Regions from separate parts of the Homo sapiens genome. Here regions 1 and 2 are each linked to region 3. The links are chromatin loops, found by intact Hi-C in ENCODE. Cell type or tissue: mammary epithelial cell. All regions are shown on one strand.

Region 1 (2,500 bases), 100 kb before region 3:
GTGCAGTGGCGCGATCTCAGCTCACTGCAACATCTGCCTCCCAGGTTCAAGTGATTCTCGTGCCTCAGCCTCCTAAGTAGCTGAGATAACAGGTGCCTGCCCCCACTCCCAGCTAATTTTTATATTTTAGTAGAGACAGGGTTTCACCATGTTGGTCGGGCTGGTCTTGAGCTCCTGACCTCAAATGATCCGCCCACCTCAGCCTCAAAATTCTGTGTCTAGAAGAGACAGGGAAATATGATTGAAGGGAGAAACAATGTGTAACTGATTATACAGATGAATAAAGTAAGGGAAAAATGGGGACCTTTGAGTGAGTGCAGATAATGTGTTTTAGTAGTTATGGTACTTTGTAAGTACACGTTCATAATTTGCCTTCACGGTTTTTTGGTCTATTTAGTCTATTGTCCTTCAAGATTTCAGGGCAGTAGATTATTATGTCCTAATATCCCTCTATAATGGTATAAAGAAATATTTATATCCTTCTCTATTCCAAAGAGAAAGCAAGACAGTAATTTTTTACACATAATGACATCATCCTATGAACATTATATTTGTAAATACCATTGTCAAGAAATATACCTTGATTGAATATATTTCTAGCTATAAATAGCAGTTTAATAGAGGATGAAGCTAAAGCAGTACTTGGAGAAACTGTTTCTCTCTCTCTCCCTCTCTCTCTCACACACACACACATGCAGGCAAACACACACACACACACACACACACACACCTTTTCAACTTGCCAAAATAACTACATTTCTCCAATACATAATCCTCCTCATCTCAAATTTAAAACTAGTTAGTTAGCTCCTGACAATTTATCCATGTCAGCAGCTACCTAATTTTTTAACAAGAATCAATATATTACCAGTTTTACACAACTTTATGTGTCTCTTTCACTCATATTCAAATATGTAAACTTTTTTTCTCATCCTCAGGTTTTATTAGTTTTGCTTCAACTCTGCTCTTTCTTCCTTTGTGCCCTATTTCTTTTCTTGTTTTATTTCTTGCATCCTTCTTTATTCCCTGGATAAAAGGAAGATTGTCATTCCTGACGCAAGCATTCATGACCTGCTGGCCCCAACAGCTACACTTGATTTAAGTAGGGCCTCGGGCAGCAACGTCACCTTTGTGAGGAGGCACATACACCAAAGCTGCAGCCTAGTCCTTGGGAGGAGTACCAAATTTGAACTGGGGCAACCTGGGCTGCTCTCCTCTCTACCCTAATGCCAATCATCGCTGCCAGCATGATTTCAACAAGGGCATCAAGAGAACAATATGCCTTGGAGTGTCCCCTGCTTCCTCTGGCTTTATGCTTTTATTTTCAAAAACTGTAGAAGCCCCCAGCGACAACAGAGCTTCTGTGGACCCTTATAAACTGAAATAAATTACTCTTTCTCTCTAAAACCTGTCTTTGATGAAAGGTTATGATTTGTTTATTTTCATTTCTGAAGACTCCTACTGCTAGTGTCAGTGAGTTAGAAGTAAATGTACCCAAATAAAATGTTTTACTGTCAATGCTTGCTAGATTCGTGTTCTATTCCTGTGATCGTCCTGCCCTCTAGTGTTCAGCACACTGATATCTTTCCTCACTTATTTGTTTTTATCTTCTTATCAAGATTTCTTCAGGGCTTTGCCTCTTCTATTAGTGAAATTTGATAAGACGTCTATGCTCAGCAATAAATAAATATTTGTATTTTAATTAAAGAACTGAATATAAGAATTAAGGTTTAGGAACTTTTAAATATATGAATACTTAAAATAGATATAAGCATTTTCAATTGTCATCATAGGAATTCCCTTTGAAGCATCTCAAAGTGGACACAGGTCAAAACCAAACTCCACACTCCTCATCTCCAACCTTCCATTTGTTCAGACTAAAAGCCTTGAGTTAATCTTGACCTCTTTCTTTCTCTCATCCTGCATATCTATGAGAAAACCTGTGGGTTCTCCTACTGAATAAATTGGAATACACCCTTGTCATCACTACCAAGACATGAGTTCTCTCACTAGCGTTACGGTGACAACCTTCTCACTGGTCTCCCTAAGGCCATGGCTCCCCTCCCACATGGAGTCTCTAAGCCTCACCAACCACTGTAGTTCTTTAGAAATGGAAAGCAGATTGCGGCATGACTGCTCAAAACTTGAAATTGCTTTCCACACCTCTCAGAGAAAAGGCTGAAGTCTGTAATTTGGCCTACAATCCCTATCTGACCTGCCTCCACAACCCATTGCTCTGACCTCCTCTTTTACAACACACACACTCTCTCTTTTAGTTTAGTTTGTTTATTTGTTTGTTGGGGTTTTTAAATTGATTTTATTTATTTATTTATTTATTTATTTATTTATTTATTTTGAGCCTGAGACTCACTCTATCACCCAGGCTGGAGTGCAGTGGCACAATCTCGGCTCACTGCAGCCTCCGCCTTCCGGGTTCAAGCGATTCTCCCACCTCAGCCTCCCGAGTAGCTGGGACTACAGGCGCCGGCCACCACACCTG
Region 2 (2,500 bases), 190 kb before region 3:
GTTCCGAACTTTGGTAACACAAATACTTTTCATGTGTGAAAGAACTTCTAGTATCAATTTTAGGATACTTTTTATCTGTCTGAAAAAGACACACTAAAAATATTTTGTTCAATTAAGCAAAATGAGTTGAATAGGCTCTATTCAACTCATGTTCATGAGAACTATATCTCTACTAAGTAAAATGTACAAGTGTCTCAGTGGCTTGGACCCTTTTAAAATCACAATAATTTAAAGTCATTAGGGTGCAGACAGAAACAGGATCTGTAAGTTATTATAAAATTCATTTAATTTCTGATGCATTCTCATAAGAAAATTCAATATTCAAGAAACATCTTAAGAAGGCAGAGAGAGAAGCATATAACTCTGGATGAAAGGGTGCAGTGGAATTGGTGCAATGCTTGGGGATAGGAATAGTTAGAGAGGAATTCACAGGAAACTTAATGCTTAAACTGAGTCTCAAAGAATTAGTGACAATTTTCCACATGGGCAGTGAAAAAAAGAGCATTCTGGGCAGAAAGAGTAGTATGGTATATTTTTCATTATGTTTGTGCATGGCCACTCTTGTGGCCACAAGAAATAATCCAAACTGTCTTAAATAAAAAAGGAACTATTAGCTCAAAGACCAGCCAAGGTACATACAGAAAAACAGAAACCATAACAGGGATTTCAAACTGAATGCATTTACTACTGGGAATTGGTTACACTGATGTGGGAAGCGAAGGGGGATGCTGAGTTAACCCAGATGTTAGTAATTTCAGGACAAATCTACCATCTCTGAAATTGGTAGAACAAAAGCAAACCTGGGGGGAGGTCCTCCAGATGTCTGGAGAGGTTGAAGGAGGTCCTCCAGATGTCTGGTGCCCAGATGTCTGAGGACACAGTGCAGCTGGGGCTGGAAGCAAATTGGAGCACAGGTTAACAAATCTGATACTGCTTTACATGTCCACTAGTGGGAGCTAGGCTTCTCACTACAGGAGTGAGAATTTGCAGATAAGAAGGTGGAGAAGTATAGAATGATCAACATGGTAATGGACTAGAGTTGGAGACATCAGTAGAAACCCGTGTTTACCTTAATATAGATAAAGATGGTTATGTATAGGATAACTGCAAATATGTGTATACACACAGGTTAGTATACACACAGGTTTCTGTGCTTTGTTATCTGAGAAAGCCTGGAAACAGGGACACCCAAATAGCAACAAACCCACTTAGTACCCAAATCTTGGTTTTTAATATGATTCTCCAATAAAAAGAACAAGGGTTCCTTGGAAAAATAACTTATTCTAGGACTAGGGCAGGAATATGCAAGATGAGTCTTGCATATGAGATGCCGGAAGCATCTCATAGTGCCCAAACATAAGAAAGTGCTCCACAACAACAAAAACCTAATTGATGGGAGTATATAAAAAAGACACAGGAGCAGAGTGAAAGGAAGGCCAAAGCTGCAACAATTTGAGCAACAAAATAAGTACTACTAGATTGTAACTCAAAGTATAAAATAAATATCCATGAGTCCATACTGACATAAATAAATGACTGATATAAATAAATGACTTAGTGACTAAGTAAGTAAATAAGGGAGAAGAGACAGATCTCTCTTCAGAAAAATTTCAAATAATTTATGTATATAATCTTCCTTCGAGAAAGGAGCAAAAATTCCTTGTACTTAAATGTGGGCAATGCATCACCCTTCCAAAGAGTACAGTAAGACAGAGATTGGAGTGAGGGGAGGGAAGGATAGTAACTTGTTAGTGGAGAAATCTGACAAGCACTGCTGCAATCAGGTGACCAAGCCTGACATTCACAGTGATAAGTCAAGTGAATGGCATATACCCTTGATACAATGTGATGAAAGTGGTGTTTTGCCTCTGTGTTAATCCTCCTAAAAACCCACAATGATAATTTAATCATGAGAAATACATCAGAGAAATTCTAATAGAGGCACATCATCAGAGAAATTCCAATAAAGGGGCATTCATACTCTTCAAAACTATCAAGGCCATCAAAATAAGGAAAGTCTGAAAAAATATCACAGACAAGGGGAGCCCAGGGAGATACAAGTACATGTGATGTGGTATCTTGGATGGAAACCTAAAACAGAAAAAAATTGGTAAAAACTAAGAAAATAAATTTTCAAACTGAATAAACTATGGGCTTTAATTAATAATAATGTATCAATATTAGTTCATTAATTATAACAAAGTTACCACAGTAATATAAAATATTAATATAATAGGGAGATCTAGGTAAGGAATATGTATAATCGCTCTGTACTATCTTCTCCATTTTTCTGTAAATTTAGAACTATACTTTAAAGAAAATATGTTGAATGATGGACTTAAACATTGTTGATGTGGTAAACTTAATATTAAGTATATTTAACCACAATAAAAAGTCTATTATTACACATTAGTAATGGGGGAGGCTATGCATGTGTGGGGGCAGGGAGTGTATGGGGAATCTGTGTACCTTTTCCTTGATTTTTCTCTAAAGCTATTCT
Region 3 (2,500 bases):
CAGTTCTGGTTTGATCTTAAGCCTTAATCTTTGAAAAATGACAGGTAATCTGTCTACTTAGGAAATAAGGAATTTTGAGGGTTCAGAAATTCCCTTAAGAAACTGAGGAATGGAAAGATTAGAGAACTATCTATGGCCATATGACCCTTAATGCACATGCACCTGATCTCTGATCTCAGAAGCTAAGCACTGTTGGGCCTGGTTAGTATATGGATGGAAGGAAAATTATAAAATTTTCCTCACATCAACAGCATTAATACTGTGTCTAGTGTACATACCAAGCTGGCTGCTATGAGACATATTTTGAGAGTATTTAATATGTACTTTTAGTTACCAAGACGTAGCATAGCATAGCGGGTTAAGGACTAGGAATGCCAAGGAGCTGTGGAGTTTCATACATTTAGATTTTAATCCTGCCTCTATTTCCTAGCTGGCTTAGGGAATGGTTACTTAACCACTTTGAATTTGTTTATCACATAAAATGGAGACAGTAATACCTATCATATATGGTTGTAAATATAGAATGCTTGTAAGGCAATTAGCATAGTGTCTAGTACAACTCACACATGATGGCTTTTATTACAAATTAGTAATAGGACTACATAGCATACTGAAAAAGCTACAAGAGATAGTCAAAGATAGTTCAGATATAAATTGGTATAATCCTTTGGAGAGAATGGCATCTCTATCATCCTATCACAATGGCATAATTAGGTCAATAGATTAATCATATTTTATAGAAGCAGAAACTTGGAAGCAAACTAAATATCCATCAAAACATAAATGGTTCGATGTGCTTATACATGCAATAATACACTATGGAATTATTAAATGGATGAGATAATTTATGAACAGACCTCAAAAGATGTCCATGATAAACTGTTAAAGGCAAATATGCTAGAAATGTGTATAGTATTAGTTCAATTTTATGTTACTTGCCAAGAAAATATATATACGTAAATGCAAACAAAGTATTCTCTATCCATAGTAGTTTTGGTCTATAAAGTTAGCCCAATTAGTGAATATCAAACCACTGCTGCTACGGGAAATATGTACAGACATGCATATATATACATACACGCATATATATACATACACGCATATATATACATACACCTACATATCTCACACAGATGATAATCTTAAATCCTAAAGATAACTCATCCTGGTAAATTCTATTTATTTACATAAGAAAACAAGATTCAGAAGTGTTACATGACTCTCCTAAGGCTAGAGCAGTAACAAGCCTCAGAATTGGGATTCAAATCCCTTCCACCAGGCCCCAGAGCCACAGCTTCTTGCACTATGCTGTGCTGCCCTCTACTGTCTCCATCCTCTGCTCATTTCTCTATGAAAACTGAAATGAGGATACTGAGCACTGCCTTGTTGGACTTCTGCTGGGGACATGTAGGTTGGATTATTCAAACTTTCCAAGGCTCTGTGGATGTTTGCAAATGTGCTGCGAGTGTTGATTTGGGATTACATACACACTTTAGTGAGGAGGTGATTTAGAAAATACAGAATCCACAAATAATGAGGATATGTACATTGTACATATGAACATACAAACACATGTATGCATATGTGTGATATATATGTATACAAAATATGTGTGTATGTATATGCAGGAATGAGGAATGATTAGTAATCACTTTTGAATGGGAATGGAAGGGAGCAGAAAGATTTTCTTTTTACTTTGTAAACGGAAAAAAATATAGGCAGTATTTACTTATTTGCAGTTTTTAAAAATGTTCAGAGGACTTGAAAGAGCCTATACTTAGAAACTGGAAGCAACAGATTTAGTATTCATTGCTTAGCACTGTATTGTGATTAAATCTGTAACACCCAGATGGAGAACAAAGAGAAGAACACTTGGGTACTTGCTACTCTATAGTATAAACAACACAAAGAGAAAAATGGGAATATTTTTATATTAATAGCACAGAGAGACAAAAGACCCAAAGCTTATCAGGAATTCGATTTTACAGGGAGACAATGATCAGAAATCTGAGCCAAAAAAAAAAAAAAAAGGCAAACCCAAATTCAAAAACTTGGGGGTAGCTAACATGTTTTTTAAAATACATTACCAGGTATGGTGCTTTCAGCTCCACTTTGGTCCTTGTTAGCTTCTATCTGATGGATTAATTCTGCTTTCTCTTTATCCAGCTGATGATTAGCTAATCTAGAACACAATGATAATGTGTTAAAAAAATAAAGCAGATATTGCTTCATAAAATATATGGGCATTTCTTATGAACTAGTGATGTACAGTAATCAGAACAAGCTAGCCTTTATCGAAGTAAACATTTACTCTCAATGCTACAATGTCACCATTCTCAAACAAAAAGCCTGGAATACAAAAGCCTTCACGTTTTTCTTAATATCTGACCTGATGGCATTTGCAAGTGTGGTTTCGTTATAAGAGGAGCTTAATGAAAGCAGGCTACAGAGACCCCTGAAAGTAAAAAAATTACTTGTTCTCTTTCATTAGTATTTTCCT

The links. Hi-C counts contacts between places; a loop is a spot of excess contacts. Peaks named below come from ENCODE experiments on the same cell type or tissue, not always from the same donor. Only the 100,000 strongest peaks of a DNase experiment are listed, where the experiment ranks them.
Region 1: it touches region 3 in a loop (15-fold over the local background); 3 of 110 quality-filtered maps call a loop at or near these places.
Region 2: it touches region 3 in a loop (21-fold over the local background); 4 of 110 quality-filtered maps call a loop at or near these places.

Annotation. Positions count from the first base shown.
Region 1 is chr12:87,951,891-87,954,390 of GRCh38, forward strand. No RefSeq gene overlaps it. Among named protein-coding and RNA genes, the nearest start is that of C12orf50, 76 kb to the right of the region's middle. In mammary epithelial cell, a CTCF peak has its summit at 1,548 (motif pointing left); no DNase peak of the experiment used is centred here.
Region 2 is chr12:87,865,929-87,868,428 of GRCh38, forward strand. No RefSeq gene overlaps it. Among named protein-coding and RNA genes, the nearest start is that of LINC02258, 98 kb to the left of the region's middle. In mammary epithelial cell, a CTCF peak has its summit at 965 (motif pointing right); no DNase peak of the experiment used is centred here.
Region 3 is chr12:88,051,565-88,054,064 of GRCh38, forward strand. CEP290 (centrosomal protein 290) reads right to left here. Exons shown (of 54, transcript NM_025114.4): 52 at 2,088-2,182. It also overlaps the pseudogene RNA5SP364. Among named protein-coding and RNA genes, the nearest start is that of RLIG1, 17 kb to the left of the region's middle. In mammary epithelial cell, a CTCF peak has its summit at 1,314 (motif pointing left); no DNase peak of the experiment used is centred here.